Linked DNA regions of Homo sapiens: region 1 is linked to region 2. A link is a loop called in an ENCODE intact Hi-C map of the cell type or tissue named here. Cell type or tissue: chondrocyte. All regions are shown on one strand.

Region 1 (8,000 bases), 230 kb after region 2:
GTACCACTCATCCCTTTTCCAATCTTTATCACACACAGCTCCTCCAGACCCCCTTCACTGGGTTTTACTTATGGGCTGGCTCTGTCCCTGAGATGTGGCCTGTGCTGCATCCCTGGGCCTCCAAGGTCTGCAGTGTGGACGCCCTGTGTGGTGATGCCCGGTAACCCTGCAGGGTGCTGGACATACACTCAGGAGACTCTGGGAACCGTGTGTCCACATCGCTACATGTTACCTACTTCAGCGTGGGTGAGCAGTGACTGCAAGCCAGTCTGAGGTGTAGATAGAGACACCTGAGACCCTGAACCTGTCCTCCAGGAGTCCAGATCTTCCACTGGGGGCCAGACATGCTGACATCCTGCAGAAAGAAACCAGTGCTCCTTTTGGAGTGGTGAAAATGTCCTGGAACTTGGCAGGGGTGGTGGTTGCACAGCTTCGCAAATGGAGTAAATGCAGTGGCCTCGTAGGCTTTGAAATGGTTACTTCTTCTTTCCTTTTTTTTTTTTTTTTTTTTTTTTTTTTGAGACGAAGTCTTGCTCTGTTGCCCAGGCTGGAGTGCAGTGGCGTGATCTTAGCTCACTGTAGCCTCTGTCTCCCGGGTTCAAGCGATTCTCCTGCCTCAGCCTCCCGAGTAGCTGGGACTACAGGCACCCGCCATGATGCCTGGCTAAATTTTGAATTTTTAGTAGAGACCGGGTTTCACCATGTCGGCCAGACTGGTCTTGAACTCCTGACCTCAAATGATCCCCCTGCCTCAGCCTCCCAAAGTGCTAGGATTACAGAAGTGAAATGGTTACTTTTATATTATGTCAATGGTTTTACCTCAATGAACAAAAACAAGCAAGACAACAAGACATTTTGAAAGCCCAAACACCATAAACTGGGCACAGCTTAAAGTGTCTGAGCACACACAGCCGGTAAATGGAGATAGTCATGGACACCAAGTCTCCCTCTGAGCAGGGAAGGAGCTGGAGGAGCCAAGAGGGGAGAGGCACAGCTGCCACGGCGCTGGGCACGTCACAGGCCAGAGTTGGAGAAGGCTGGGGAGGACACTGGGCAGACATGAGACAACCTTTCCTTTCTGCCACTGGCTGCCCTCCAGGGGCTGCAGGAAGGGGTCAGGGTCTGCCTTCCTATGGCTGGGAGGGGGCTGGCAGTCCTGCAGCCCCGCCTGTCCTTAAGACTGCCTCCTGAGTGCCCTTGCACGACCTCGGGTGCCTGTCAGAGACCACGACAGCCTCTGGAGTGTTGGCTGCTCTTTCCCTGGTGTCACACGTGAACTTGGCCTTGGCCACTGTGTTCATCAGGCCGCCAATACCAAAGGACCAGGGCTGCTCAGAGAGGCAGCCCCCAGATGGCACCTCCTCCCTGTACCCCACTGCCCCCAAGCCAGCAGGAGGATCCTCCACACTCTAGATCTCTGCCAAGCACTGTGGGTGCAGGAGAGAATGAACCAGATGTGGTCTACCCTTAGGGGGCTGCAGCTGGAGCTGCCTGAGCCACGTGGCAGCGAGGTCTAGGGGTGCTGGAAAGGGACAAAGCTGGAAGAAATGTTTTCTGAGCCCAAAGTGCAGTTTCATTGCAGGGGGTGGTTGTTACTGGGGGTGAGGCTGTGAACTGGGAAGATGCCCTGTCCTGCGTTTTCTCCCCGGGGCCAGTGGGCCTGCCTCACCTGGGATCTCCAGATGCAGCAGCTGCACGCAGAGTCTACACAGCAGTGGCCACCTGGTTCCCCTGTGGACACATCCTTTGTTCCTCAGAATGAAACCATCTTGTCAACAGCCTTCGCCTATGGGAGCCAGGAGATTGGTTAGCTCCTACGGGAGCCAGGAGATTGGGCAGGTGTAGTAGAAGAGGAAAAAAGGGCGGTCATTCTACAATTGGGAGGATGCCTTACCCGAATCAGAGAAATGCTGATGAAAACCACAGGGAGGCTGGGCGTGGTGGCTCACGCCTGTAATCCCAGCACTTTGGGAGACCGAGGCGGGTGGATCACTTGAGGTCAGGAGTTTGAGACCAGCCTGACCAACATGGAGAAACCCTGTCTCTATGAAAATACAAAAATTAGCCAGGTGTGGTGGCGCATGCTTATAGTCCCAGCTACTTAGGAGGTTGAAGCAGGAGAATCGCTTGAACCCGGGAAGCGGAGGTGGCAGTGAGCCTAGATCGCGCCACTGCACTCCAGCCTGGGCATCGCAGGGAGTCTCCATCTCAAAAAACAAACAAAACAAACAAAAACAAAATCACAGGGAGAGTCCTTTTTGTTTCTTCCAGACGAATACCAACACTGAAGGAGAATGATGACGGTGTTGGGGGCTCCTGGGTGTGAGGAGTGCTGCTGGGTGGGAAGTGGGAGAATTTGGAAAACAATTCGGAAACATCTAGTAAAGATGAGGGGAGATGTACATCTCCTGCAAACCGGAGATCCCACTTGTAGGTATTTCCCATAGAGAAATTATTACACACGTGTCCTGGGAGGCCTGAAAATCCTAGCAGCCAAAATGAAATACAACAGAATGTGGCCACCACTGATGGATAATGGATAAATATGCACATGTATGCACTGTGTCTACAGCAAGGAAAAGGAATGAGTGAGGCCACGTGCAACAACCTTGACTCTTGGGAGCTTGGAGTTGAAGTTTTCTTCAAAAAGTTGCAGAAGAAAACTTCATATGATTTCATTTAATTAAAGTTCAAAACATGCAGGCCAGGTGCAGTGGCTCACACCTGTAATCACACACTTTGGGAGGCCATGGTGGGAGGATTACTTGAGGCCAGGAGTTCGAGATCAGCCTGGGCAACATGGTAAAACTCCATCTCTACAAAAAAAAAAAAAAATGAAAAATGAGCTGGGTGTGGTGGCATGCACCTGTAGCCCCAGCTACTCTAGAGGCTGAGGTGAGAAGATCGCCTGAGCCCAGGAGGTTGAGGCTGCAGTGAGCCATGATTATGCCACTGCACTCCAGCCTGGGTGACAGAGCAAGATCCCATCCCAAAAAACAAGCGATATCCTTTTTTTTTTTTTTGAGACACAGTCTCGCTCTGTCACCCAGGTTGGAGTGTAGAGGTATGATCGCATCTCACTGCAACCTCCGCCTCTCAGGTTCAAGTGATTCTCCTGCCTCAGCCTCCCAAGTAGCTGGGCTTACAGGCGCACACAACCACACCTGGCTAATTTTTGTATTTTTAGTAAAGATGGGGTTTCACCATGTTGGCCAGGCTGGTCTCAAACTCCTGACCTCTGGTGATCTGCCCACCTCGGCCTCCCAAAGTGCTGGGATTACAGGTGTGAGCCACCACCGTGCCTGGCCTGATACACTTTTTGATATACATATGTGGTAAACTATTAAAAAAAAAGTCTGGGAATGAAAAATACAAAATAGTAGTAGTTACCTGTAGCGAGTGGAGGATTTCAAAGTGAATATTTATTTTATTTTTTCCTTTCTTCGTTTTTTTCTTTCTTTTCTTTTTGAGACAGGGTGTCATTCTGTCATCCAGGCTGGAGTGCAGTGACATGATCACAGCTCACTGCAGCCTCACCCTCTCGGGCCCAGGTCAGCCTCCCTAGTATTAATAGCAGGGACTACAGGAGTGTGCCACCTTTTTTGCATCTTTTGTAGACACAGGGTTTTGCCATGTTGCCCAGGCTGGTCTTGAACTGCTGGGCTCAAGCGGTCCTCACACCTGGGCCTCCTAAAGTGCTGGGACTGCATTGTGAGCCCCCGCCCGGCCCTGGCCACTTTCTTAACCCGAGTGCTATGTACATGGATGCTTCTGGTATTATTCTTCAAATGTTACACGTTTTAGAACCTTTAATCTCTCTTCAGTACTTAATAAAACATCTGTATGTTTTTAAATGGGCCTGTAGGTGTGGGGCTTCCTGCCTCAAATGTGAAATTCTGTGCTTTAGTACAGGCAGATGGGTCTGGGCTGTCCTTGGACATACAAGGACCTCCAGGGACAGGACACTTCCAGCTCCCCAGAGGCTGCAACTTGTATAACTTGCAGAAACAAGACGGAACAGTCAAAAGTGCATGAAACCAACTGTGTAAATTGTGAAATGTGAATTGTAATTTTGCTTTTTTCCTTCTAAAATGGCATGAAGTCCACATTTTAAAAGTTTGGATAGGGAAAGATTGGTCAATGGGTACAAAGTTACAGTTAGGTGGGAGGAATAGTTCTGGTGTTCCATTGCACAGCAGGGTGACTGTTGTGCTAACAATATGGTATTATGTATCTTAAGACAGTGTGAAGAGAGGATTTTGAGTGTTCTCACCACAAAGAAATAATAAATGTATGAGGCGATGGATATGCTAAATACCTTGATTTGATGATTACACAATATGTACATGCATCAAAATATCCTACTGTACCCCATGAATATGTAGTTATGTGTCAATTAAAAACAAAATGTTTTCTTGAGACAGGGTCTTGCTCTGTCGCCCAGGCTAGAGTGCAGTGGCGCAATCATGACCCACTGCAGCCTCAGCCTCCTGGGCTCGGGTGATCCTCCCACCTCAGCCTCCTGAGTAGCTGGGACTACAGGTGTGCACCACCATGCCAGGCCAAATTTTTTGAATTTTTTTGTAGAGATGAGGTTTCGCCATGTTGCCCAGGCTGGTCTCGAACTCTTGAACTCAAGCAATCCGTCTGCCTTGGCCTCCCAAAATGCTGGGAATTACAGGCGTGAGCCACTGTGCCCAACCCAAAATTTTTAAAATAGGTTTTCTTTTTAACCAAGGTAAATTCTGGAAATGAAGCAAAACTGACCAGCGCCCTCTCCTGGGCGAGTTGGAAGTGGAGCCCTGGGTGGGAGGACCCGCTGGCCCCAAGAGCCCTGCTGGTTCAGCACCACGGACAGCACTCAGGGCAGCCTCTTTACTGGGCGTGGCCGTGGGCTTCCCTCGCTGATTTGGCCGCAGCTTTGGGGAGGAAGGTGGCAGGAGCCTGGGTTCCCTCCTGCCTTCCTCGTAGGCTGAGATGAGCTGGAAGAAGCTCATGCCACAGTGCGCAGCATAGCTCGGTGTTCTGTAAATGCTTAGAAAACCCTCTCTGCTGTCAGGGCAGGAGGGCGCCCAGTGATGAGACCTGCTTGCGACTCATGAGGGGACTCCATGTGCAGTACCGATGTCACCAGGCCTAGAGGGACGCCTGCTCTCCATACACTTTCTAGGCTGGCTGGAGGGAGGGGAGGGACAGGGGCCTCTTATGGCTCTGTGAGACACCCACCCAAAGGCGCTTCCTGCTCCGGAAGGAACAGTGTCACGGTGGCCAGAGGGGGAGTCCAAGGCCAGGCAGGTGCTGGTCACTCCTTGGGCTCATCCCAGGCGTGGGGCTGGCTGAGGGAGCTGAAGTGTCTCAGCCAGGAGCTTGGACCCTTGATTCTGCTTCCCTGGAGAAAAGGTGGGTTTGATGGAGAAGGGGTGAGAGGAGGATGGTGATGGGGGCTTCAGGAAGATTCTCTGCTCTCTTCCCTCAGCCAAGGGTGCAGATTGGGGAGCAGGTGGAGAGAGAGGAGAAGGTGGGGTCAGCGTCCAGGACAGGCTGTGGCTCCATGCTGGAGGAGAGACAGAGACCGACAGGAGGATGTCTGAGGATTCTTTCAGCTTTGAATTGTAGGATGTTTGTTTCTCATCACAACACCCATGTGTTAATTCACATTTCATTTTGATCTGCTTGTTCAATGATTGGGTACTGAGTGGTATTAATATGATCAGAATTTTCAATAACAGAGAATATTACGCTATTCATTGAAACAAATTGGTTGGCATCTATATCTCCATATACCACCCTGGTCTTATTAGATCTAAATCATATTCACGCTCAGCGCTCTGATTTGAACTGTAAACCCAGCATGGGAGGCGGGATACCTGCTGTTTGAAGAGCTCTCTTTCTCCTCCAATTTCTGGTCTGATTGGACACACACTGTATAGCACCAGGCTGCATCTATGAGCAGGTCAGGTGGTGACGAGGGCCCGGAAGTGACCCGCTGTGGTCACAGTGGATTTGCCTAGTGTTAAAACTCAATGTAAGCTGCACGGATGTAGGACTTTGTGCAGGGTGGTACCAACACATGTGGGTATGTCGGCTGTTTGGGTGAAAATGTAAGCATGTGTCATGTCAGGGTGTGTTTGTGCAGACCTCTGTGTCCTTAAGCATATGCATTTTTTTTTTTTTTTTTAAGACAGGGTCTCTGTCGCCCAGGCTGGAGTGCAGTGGTGCGATCATGGCTCACTGCAGTCTCAACCTCCTGGCCTCAAGTGACCCTCCTGCCTCAGCCTCCCGAGTAGCTGGGACTACAGGCATCCGCCACCATGCCCAGCTGATTTTTATATTTTAGTAGAGACAGGGTTTCGCCATGTTGGTCAGGCTGGTCTCGAACTCCTGGCCCTCAAGTGATCCACCTGCCTCGGCCTCCCAAAGTGTTGGGATTACAGACGTGAGCCACCGCACCTGGCCGCATATGCACGTTTACAGCATCACACACAAACACTCCAGGCAGAGAATGGAACTGATAGTCACGCCTGTCTGCTGTGGCCTCAGCCCAAAGCTTTTAGTACTTCTGAGCAAGGAGGAGTGTCAGCCTGGCCAGGGTGTCTCACTGGTGTCCAAAAACTACGCCCCTAGTGTTGTTTCTGCTAATTCTGCCTACATTGTCCTTACCTGCCTCCTCTTCTGGCTTATTCCTGCTAATTTGTTAAGAATTGACTTGGCACCACCTCCTCCAAGAAGTCTTCCCTGACTTCCCAGTGCTGGGCTAGGTCTTGTTCAGCTAGTTGCATAGCTTCTGGGGACAAGAGCCACACTTTCCTCTCCCATGGCGACCCCACCCTTACACTGTCTTGAGAAAGCTGGGAATACAGTGGGTACTCTGTATATGTTAGTTGTGTTTCAGAATGGTTCCTTTTCCCCTCACCCCAGTCAAGCACAGTGGGATTTTTCTCCAGTATTCACTTGGAGACCCTGGTGGGGTTTCTGAAGGTAAGCCTTATAAAAGTGTGCCCCCCACCCCACGCTGAGCCCCTAGGTTTTAAGTCTTGAGGTAGCCCCCACTCAGCTTGAGCAGTTCGCTGAAGTTGCCTTTTTGTTCCTCCCAGTTCCTGGCTCCAGCAGCCTGTCCTCACTGTGAGCTGTGGTTCTCTGTCTCCGCCTGTCTCTTTAGTTTTAGGGTTGGCTGTTTGTCCTGTAACCTCAATTTTCTGAGGATTCTAAGAAAAGTCACTGATTTTCAGTTTGCTTAACTTTTTTCTGGTTTCAGGGGTGGGAGCTGACATCTGCCAATCTGGAAGTTGATGTGCATAGGTTGAGTGCACTTGAATCTTCTCTTTGCTTCTTTGGCGGACCCAGGGTCCAGGGACAGGGAGGGGACAGGGTGGAGACCAGCAGACCCCGTTTTCTCTGACTGGGGCCTGAGGACCTGAAGGGAATGCAGCCCCTCGGGGACTTCTGTATTAAACACAGACACACAGACTCCACCGGGCTGTGATGACTGGGGGTGGGGAGTCAGTCATAGTGTTTGCACTTAATTCTGACAACAAAGCTGAGGGTCATCAGAGCCCGGAGTGGGAGTTTGTTAAAGTGACAGTCACCTGGTGTCATTCTCACAGCTGAGGACCTCCTGCATGGCGGGGAGGGTGTGCCTCCTCATCTCTGAGCGCCCTGCCTGCCAACCTCCCTCCCCCGCCCCTACTTCCTTGGCCTACTTGGGCCTTGGCACCAGGCCTGTGCCAGGGCCCAAGTTGTCTGGCAGCAAAGACACAGTCCCTGTCTGTAGGGGGACGGACACACAGCTCCTTTGCACACAGCTTTGGGACAGGGAGAGGGGCAGAATCCTATTTGTCCTAGGAGAAGCTCAGCTCCACCTGGGTGGGACATGCAGCAGGTGCTCAGTGTTTGTTGACTGACTGAGTGAGGGCTTTCAAGGACCCACACGATGTCCGCTTCTGCCCAGAGCACCCTGAGCCGACGTACATGAGGAGTTTCCACTGAGGAGCCATGTCAGG
Region 2 (8,000 bases):
GCACCTGCAAGAGGGCCCAGCAGTGCCCAGCCCCTCGGAGCCCGAGTCAGTGAGAGCACCCAGGACCGGGACCAGAGGCCCCCAGTCAGCACAGCTGCTTCAAAATTGAAAGCCAGGCTGGGCGCGGTGGCTCACGCCTGTAATCCCTGCACTTTGGGAGGCCGAGGTGGGTAGATCACTTGAGGTCAGGAGTTTGAGATCAGCTTGGCCAACATGGTGAAACCCCGTCTCTATTAAAAAAAAAAAAAAAAAATTACGTGTGGTGGCAGACGCCTATAATCCCAGGTACTTGGGAGGCTGGGGCAGGAGAATCACGTGAACCCAGGAGGTAGAGGTTGCAGTGAGCCAAGATTGTGCCACTGTACTCCAGCCCGGGTGACAAAGCAAGACTTCATCTCAAAAAAATAAAAAAATAAGAAATAAATTGAGGCCGGGTGCAGTGGCTCATGCCTGTAATCCCTGCACTTTGGGAGGCCGAGGTGGGTAGATCACTTGAGGTCAGGAGTTCGAGATCAGCCTGGCCAACATGGTGAAACCCCCTCTCTATTAAAAATACAGAAAAAAATTAGCCAGGTGTGGTGGCAGACACCTGTAATCCCAGCTACTTGGGAGGCTGGGGCAGGAGAATCACATGAACCCAGGAGGTAGAGGTTGCAGTGAGCCAAGATTGTGCCACTGTACTCCAGCCCGGGTGACAGAGCGAGACTCCGTCTCAAAACAATAAATAAGAAATAAATTGAGGCCGGGCACGGTGGCCCATGCTTGTAATCCCAGCACTTTAGGAGGCCGAGGTGGGCAGATCACCTGAGGTCAGGAGTTCGAGACCAGCCTGGCCAACATGGTGAAATCCTGTCTCTACCAAAAATACAAAAAGTAGACAGGTGTGGTGGCACGTGCCTGTAATCCCAGCTACTCAGGAGGCTGAGGCAGGAGAATCATTAGAATCCAGGAGGCGGAGACTGCAGTGAGCCAAGATGTGTTGCACTGTAGCCTGGGTGACGGATGGAGTGAGATTCTGTCTCAAAAAAAAAAAAAAATTGGAAGCCAGTCTCCCAGGAGAGGTGTAGACATGCTTTGGTTTCTCTCTGATATGTATTTATTATTGATCTTCAGTAAATTTGACTCTGATCTGTTAACATGGGGCTAATGATACCTGCATTGCAGGGTTGCTTTAAAAGGATTAATAATTTGTAAAATGTGTAGCCCAGACCCCGCCGTCCACTAAGAGCTCAGTAGGTGTCACTATTATCATTGATGCCACTTAGCAAATATGAGCTCTTTAAATCATTATGACAACTTTGAGGGGAAGATGCCCTTAGTCCATTGTACAGATGAAGAAACTGAGGCTTAGTGAGGAGAATGGATGGCCCCTGGGTCCCATCTCCCGTCGCTAGAGAACTGGGGAGCAAGAATTGGAGTTCTGGCCGGGCATGGTGGCTCACACCTGTAATCCCAGTACTTTGGGAGGTCGAGGCAGGAGGATCACCTGAGCCCAGGAGTTCAAGACCAGCCTGGACAACATGGCGAAACGCCACATCTACAAAAAGTTTTAAAAATTAGCCGGGTGTGGTAGCACGTGCCTGTGGTCCCTGTTGCTTGGGAGGCTGAAGTGAGAGGATCATTTGAGCCCAGGAGGTTGAGGCTACAGTGAGCTGTCATTGCACCACTGCTCTCTAGCCTGGGCAGCGGTGTGAGACCCTGTCTCAAAAAATAGTAAGAAAAAAGAATTGGAGTCCTTGTCCATCGTAATGCCTGCATAGTAGTCAGGGAAGAAGAAGAGCACCACAGTGGGCCCTGGGCACTCACTTCTGCTCTGGGCCTCGCAGGCAGCTGAGCCTGAGGTGGAGGTGGAGGTGTACCGGCGGGACTCCAAGAAGCTGCCAGGCCTGGGAGACCCTGACATCGACTGGGAGGAGAGCGTCTGCCTGAATCTCATCCTGCAGAAGGTATGGGGTGGGATGGGTGGGGCTGCGGATTGGCCCTGTGGGATGGCTGACCCCTCCCTGCACGCTGACCCGTGCTCTCTTCCAGCTGGACTACATGGTGACCTGTGCGGTGTGCACACGTGCTGACGGCGGGGACATTCACATCCATAAGAAGAAATCTCAGGTGAGCCCTGGCACGAGAGCCCCCAGCCTCCTAACTGCCAGTTCAGGCTGGGCGTGGCAGAGAGAGACAAGTCCTCCTGCTTGCTTCTCTGCCCTGGAGGTGAGGGGTCTGACTCCAGAAATCTGCTCAGCTCCTGGGATCCCGTATCCCATTCGAGGAGCACAGAACCAGCTTATCCCCCACATCTCCTGGTAGGTCTCTGGCTTTGGACTGGCTCTGGGCCGGGTGGCCTCCCTATACTGGCTTGGACTGGCTCTGGGCCTGTGTGCCGGGTGGGGCCTCACTTGTCCTCCAAATCTGCTTTCTTCCAGCAAGTGTTCGCGTCCCCCAGTAAACACCCCATGGACAGCAAGGGGGAGGAGTCCAAGATCAGCTACCCCAACATCTTCTTCATGATTGACAGCTTCGAGGAGGTGAGCTCTGCACAGGGCCTCTCTCCTTAGCTTCCCCTTCTCGTGAGATGGGTGTTAGGCGCTTCTCCCCGCGGCCTTAGCCTTGCAGAAAGGCATGGGTGGCTTGGAGCCGGGAAGAGTCCGGCTGAGGCAGATGTGGCTCTCTCTCTTCCCAGTGTTTGCTTGTGGGCAGGTGAATTTCCCCGGCGCAGCCTCCGTTTCCTCCTCTGTAAAATCAGTGTCATGATCATCTGTCCTACTTACTGTCAGGGCTGAAGACTAAAAGGCTCCTGAGTGGGAGGACGCCTCATAAACTCTTGCAAGAAGCACTGCCCGGGCGGGAGGAGCCATTATTAATGCTAGTAAATGATAAAGAAGCGCCTCCACGCCTGCACTGACTTGGAATCCTAGGATGTCAAAGAGGGATGGGGTTTCCGGAGTTATCTGGGCCAAGCCTTTGTTTTAAGGTTTGGGAAACGGGCTTGGGCAGAAGGAGACTCACCGAGAAACACAGGGCACTGGGAGGGCGGGGAGGGAGCCGGTCGCAGCTCACTCCCTGCTCTGCCCATTTGTGTCTCTCCTCTGTTGAGGCCCTGGTCGGGGTCCTTGTGCGCATCCAAGGTGCTCAGGGCCCTGAGGACTTAGGAGGAAGGCGTGGGCGTCTGCAGGAAAATCGCAGGCTCAGGGAGGTCATGTCCCCTCCCCAGGCACACGTAGCTCCTAGAGGGCAGAGCTGAGATTTGCGTCTAAGTCTTTGTGGCCTCGGAGCTCACAGTCTGTGCACCAGGTCCTGGGAGCAATGACTCGGGAAGGTGGCAGGATGGGGCCTGTGGCACCTTAGTCTGGTGTTGTCACCCCAGGTGGGCAGTCACCCTGCCACCACACTGAGCCTTTGGCCACACAGGAGCCTCAAAGATGTGGCAGGCAGGGCTGGGCACCCCTAGGCGGTGTGGAGGGGCCCAGACGGTGGCTGACGGTCCTGGTGAACCGTGATGAGGGTGTGCGTCTTCTGCCAGTCCCAGAGTCTCCGTAAGCGTCCCTGTCCTCCCCTGCTGCTCAGCCCCTGCCCCAGTGTGAGGCTGTTCTTGTCCTGTGGGGCTCGGAGGGCATGGGGCCACAGGAGTGTGTGACAGCCGGTTGTCCCCTGCAAAATGGGGTTTTCTGAGCAGCCCTCCCTGCCAGTTGGGCCAGGCTGTGGTGTGGGCGGTGGGAGCTGATGGTCACGTCCCTGTCTCTTTGTGTCCTGGCCCAGGTGTTCAGCGACATGACCGTAGGGGAAGGAGAGATGGTCTGTGTGGAGCTGGTGGCTAGTGACAAAACCAACACGTTCCAGGGGGTCATCTTTCAGGGCTCCATCCGCTACGAGGCGCTCAAGAAGGTGTATGACAACCGGGTGAGTGCGGGGCGGCCTCACGGGTGTTCTTCTGGGCCCGGGGACGGCGGCTCCACAGCCCACCGTGGTCCATACCATGGGGCCCCCCAGCCTGCTTGTGCATGGTAGCGGCCGCCAGGGGTACCTGCAGCCCCTCCGGGCTCCTTCTAGGCGCTCCCTGGTCCTCTTAACGTCATTCTTCATGGTCGGCCTCAGCCCATGCGGGCCACTTGCCTTCATCTGAAATGTGAGCGGGAACTTCCTCCTCAGTCTCTAGTTCCCTGGGAAGTGATGGCTGATGGTGTCGCTGTCACCTCCTCACTGTCACTTGCTTCCTGCGACTGGCCCTGGGAGTGCTCCGAGTCGCCCCCAACTAAGCAAGCAGATGTGGGCAGGCCCCTCTCCCCCAGCGGGCACCATCCGCAGCCAGCCTTGCTGCCAGCCTGGGGCCCTGTCCTCAGCCTGGTCCGTGGTTCATGGGGCGGTGGGAGGGGCACCAGGAGGGGCACCAGGCAGAGATGTGGGTCCATTCCAGCTGCCCCGCCTGCCAGCTCAGACGCTCCCTCCCGGGCAGCCCCCGCTCCTTGAGGGATGGTCGCCCTGGCTGTTCATGTCCTGGGGAGGGGCCCCATGGAGCCATCGCCACCTCCCTGACTCAGGCTGCCCCGCGCCGGCCCCCAGGTGAGCGTGGCCGCCCGCATGGCACAGAAGATGTCGTTTGGCTTCTACAAGTACAGCAACATGGAGTTTGTGCGCATGAAGGGCCCCCAGGGCAAGGGCCACGCCGAGATGGCGGTCAGCCGAGTGTCTACAGGTGACACATCCCCCTGTGGGACTGAAGAGGACTCCAGCCCAGCTTCGCCCATGCACGAGCGGGTAAGGGCTGCACAGCTGGGGGCGGGGGCTCCCATCCGTCAAGTTCACTTTCCACCGTCTCCCCCGTGCTCACGGCCCCCTGGGGACATAGGTGTTGTCATCCCCAACCACCAGTGCGCAGGCCGAGGTGCCGAGCGTGCGGAGGCCCGGACCACCCAGCCCTTCTCTTTGCCTAGCGGTTTGTAGGAGGCACTGCCGCAGGGGAGGCGTTCCTGCCTTGCAGACCTGGAGGGCTGTGCCTGGCCAAGGTCACACCGCAGGCTGGTGCTGGGCCAGAGCTCTTTCTGCCTCCCTGAGATGCCACAAAGCCAGGCTGAGTCCACAGAGCCAGTGGGCAGAAGAGACTGGCTGGGGACCCAGGCCCGGCCCTGGCGCCTGCCTGGGTGGACCTGCTGGGTGAGCGTGGGCACGTGGCCGGCCTTCCCCGGTGAGTCAGATGGGGATGATGGTGACTGAGGGTCAGCCAGCGCATGCAGAGGCCTAGGCCACCCAGCTCTTTGCCCCGCGGTTTGTAGGAGGTTCTGCTGCAGGAGAGGCGTTCCTGCCTCGCACAGCCGGAAACCAGACTTGCCAGCTTGCCCCAGGTCACAAGGTCTCTTGGGATAGCACTGGGCTTGGGGCCCTGCTCTGCCTAGGCCACTCTCCTTCCCCAGGGCGGGAGGCTGAGGTCAGCAGCAGCTTTGTTCCCAGAAGCCTTTGGTGGGGCACAGGCAGGAGAAGGTCTCCAGCCCACTGGCTGCTTTGCTCTACCTGGTTCTTCCAGAGGGACTGCCCAGAGCTGTAGTTCTTGGAAGAGTACAGGTGTGCTGGGCAGGGGGGTGCCCTTGGCACAGGTCCAGGGGCAGTCTTGCCCAGCCATTGTCCAGGAGAGACGCCACCCACAGCCAGAATCCTGCTCTGCTGCTCTCATAACCTTGGGTGTGTCTCTTTTCCTCTCCAAGCCTCAGTTTTCTCATCTAGAAACAGGGCACGAGGATACCTGCTCCTTCAGTATTTGGGAGGCTTTGAGGAATCCGGGGCTTGGCCCTCAGGAGGATTCCCAGGTGGCAGCTGCAGTAGTTGCTGTTGACCTACTTGGAAAGCAGAGGCGTGGGAATGTAAACGATGCATTACCGCAGGCATGCCTGAGATGAGGGAGTGTGCGTTTGTTATACTTTTAGTTCGAGAAAGATCTGAATCATGCATATCTCCGGGTGGTCAGATGTTGGTTTTCTTTCTCTTCTGTATATCTTTTTTTGGGGGGGAGGTATCTTCTGCAATGAATGTGTTTTGCAAGCCAAAGACAGCAAGTGCTATTTTTTGCAAAGATGGGTGAGAATTCCAGGCAGGGGCCTCTCTTGTCTTTGGAATGAGGTGGTTTATATTTCTGAGTTTGTTTCCGAGATAAAGGGCCTGGTTCTTCTCCCTGGTCCTAAATTATGCCCTGGGACTCTGACAAAATGTGTGTGTGAAAGTCCTTACGAAGATGTGGCCCGAGCTCTGGGCTGGACAAACCCGGGTGCCACCTCCAGCCACAGCCTGAGGGCTGAGTGACTACAGGTCACTAGACCTGCCTGAGCCTTGGTTTTCCCATCTGTCCAGCGGGAGTGGCTGTGAGGGGTGTGAAAGTCCCTGGTGCCTTAGCAGCTGGGCAGCCCTGGGATTCAGGAGGAGGGATGTGCTAGGGTCACACAGGGTCAGCAGCAGGGCTGGCCCCTGGGGACTGCCGCCTGTGCGCCTGCTATTACCTGTCTCCTTCTCTGGCGGGGTCGTCTGGAGCCAGTGCGTGACACATGCTGACTCTGTGTATTGTGGTTGCTGCTGTTTGTTTCTTTTATCTTTTAAAAACCTTCCCCGGCTTGTGGGAACACCGTCTGGAGCCCAGCAGCTGCCAGGACTTTGGTGGATGTCGGAGCCGTGACGAGGAGGCTGACGGGGCTCCCGAAGTCTCAGTCCCAGCTCATCCTGCTCCTCAGATTATTGTTGGCATGGGGAGGAGGGAGGAGATGGGCCAAGTTCCCTCTGGCTGGAACGCCCTTCCCCCCCTTCTTCACCTGGCGAACTCCTACTCGTCCTTCAAGACCCAGCTCCAGCGGCATCTCCTCCAGGAAGCCTTCCCTGATTTCCCAGGCTGTGGATCCCTTTTGCCTCTGTGCTTCATGTATCCTGTGCTTCTCTTTCTCTGTCTCCACAGCCAGCATGCTGTCTATGGTTGTCACTCTCTGAGTCTGTCACCCCAGCAGACTGTGAGCTCCTTGAGGGCAGGGACCTGCAATGTGCCTGTCTGTCCTTAGTGCTGTGCCTGCCTGGCCCTGAGTGGGTGTGAATGTTTGGTGAACAGAACCAAACGTGATTAGAAGTGGGGAGAAGACAGAGGCATAGAGCTACTTAGCACAGTATTTCCTGTGAAGGGTGCTGGGAATGAGAGGGATGGGGCCACGTCAGCCCTGAGAAGTAGGATGAGGAGCGTGGCCCTGGGGGACAGAAGACAGGGCTGCTGCCGTCCTGCTTGGTGACCACAGGCAAGCCAGGGTCTCGGTCCCTGCCTTAGTTTCCCCATGTGTCAGATGGGCTGACGCTAGCCCCTGTCTCACGGAGCTGGAGGCTCAGAGGGTCTGTGTGTGGGGCCAGTGCTCACTCAGCGTCAGCAGCTGTTGTTACTTTGTGCTTGAACACCCCCTACCCACTGTTTGAGGCCCAGAGGAGGGGGGTCTTTCTGCCATTTGCGGCAGCAGCCTGGCCCCTCCTCGGGTAGCACTGGTGGCCAGGTGTCCTGCTGGCCCCTGGGCTGGAACGCATCTTCCAGTCTCTAGGCCCCACCTAGCACGGGCCGGCTGGGCCTGGGTCCTCCTGGGCCAGCGGCCTCTTCCCTGGGAGCTGTGTCAGGTTGTTTGAGGGTGGGATAGGAGGGGCGTTGGGACCCCCGGGGAGGGGGCTGTTCTGCTACTCTGGTGACTTTGGCTGCTTGTTCCCAGGTGACCTCCTTCAGCACACCCCCCACCCCAGAACGGAACAACCGGCCTGCCTTCTTCTCCCCATCCCTCAAGAGGAAGGTGCCCCGGAACCGGATCGCTGAGATGAAGAAGTCGCACTCGGCCAACGACAGCGAGGAGTTCTTCCGGGAGGACGACGGTGGAGGTGACCCCCCACTCCGTGCCCTAGGGTCCCCGTGCCCTTCAGTCTCTTCTTGATCCAGACCAGTCATTCATTCATTTATTCATTCATTCATTTGTTCATTCAGCAGCACTTAGAGAGTGGGTGCCATGTGCCAG

The links. A loop is a pair of places that touch in the nucleus more often than their neighbours do. Peaks named below come from ENCODE experiments on the same cell type or tissue, not always from the same donor. Only the 100,000 strongest peaks of a DNase experiment are listed, where the experiment ranks them.
Region 1: it touches region 2 in a loop (2.7-fold over the local background); 2 of 110 quality-filtered maps call a loop at or near these places.

The regions. Positions count from the first base shown.
Region 1 is chr22:44,972,588-44,980,587 of GRCh38, reverse strand. The region is part of intron 2 of PHF21B (PHD finger protein 21B); the gene reads left to right. Among named protein-coding and RNA genes, the nearest start is that of PHF21B, 33 kb to the left of the region's middle. RefSeq lists an enhancer at 660-1,239 and silencers at 4,766-4,935, 4,665-4,959. In chondrocyte, CTCF peaks have their summits at 4,557 and 4,758 (motif pointing left); a DNase peak (open chromatin) is centred at 4,849.
Region 2 is chr22:45,199,739-45,207,738 of GRCh38, reverse strand. It overlaps KIAA0930, which reads left to right. Exons shown (of 10, transcript NM_001009880.2): 3 at 1,827-1,946; 4 at 2,032-2,109; 5 at 2,421-2,522; 6 at 3,754-3,894; 7 at 4,555-4,749; 8 at 7,704-7,866. MIR1249 (microRNA 1249) reads left to right here and starts at 6,720; the gene lies at 6,720-6,785. RefSeq lists a cis regulatory region at 5,340 and an enhancer at 5,268-5,412. In chondrocyte, a CTCF peak has its summit at 1,229; DNase peaks (open chromatin) are centred at 3,848, 4,798, 6,538, 7,688 and 4 weaker places.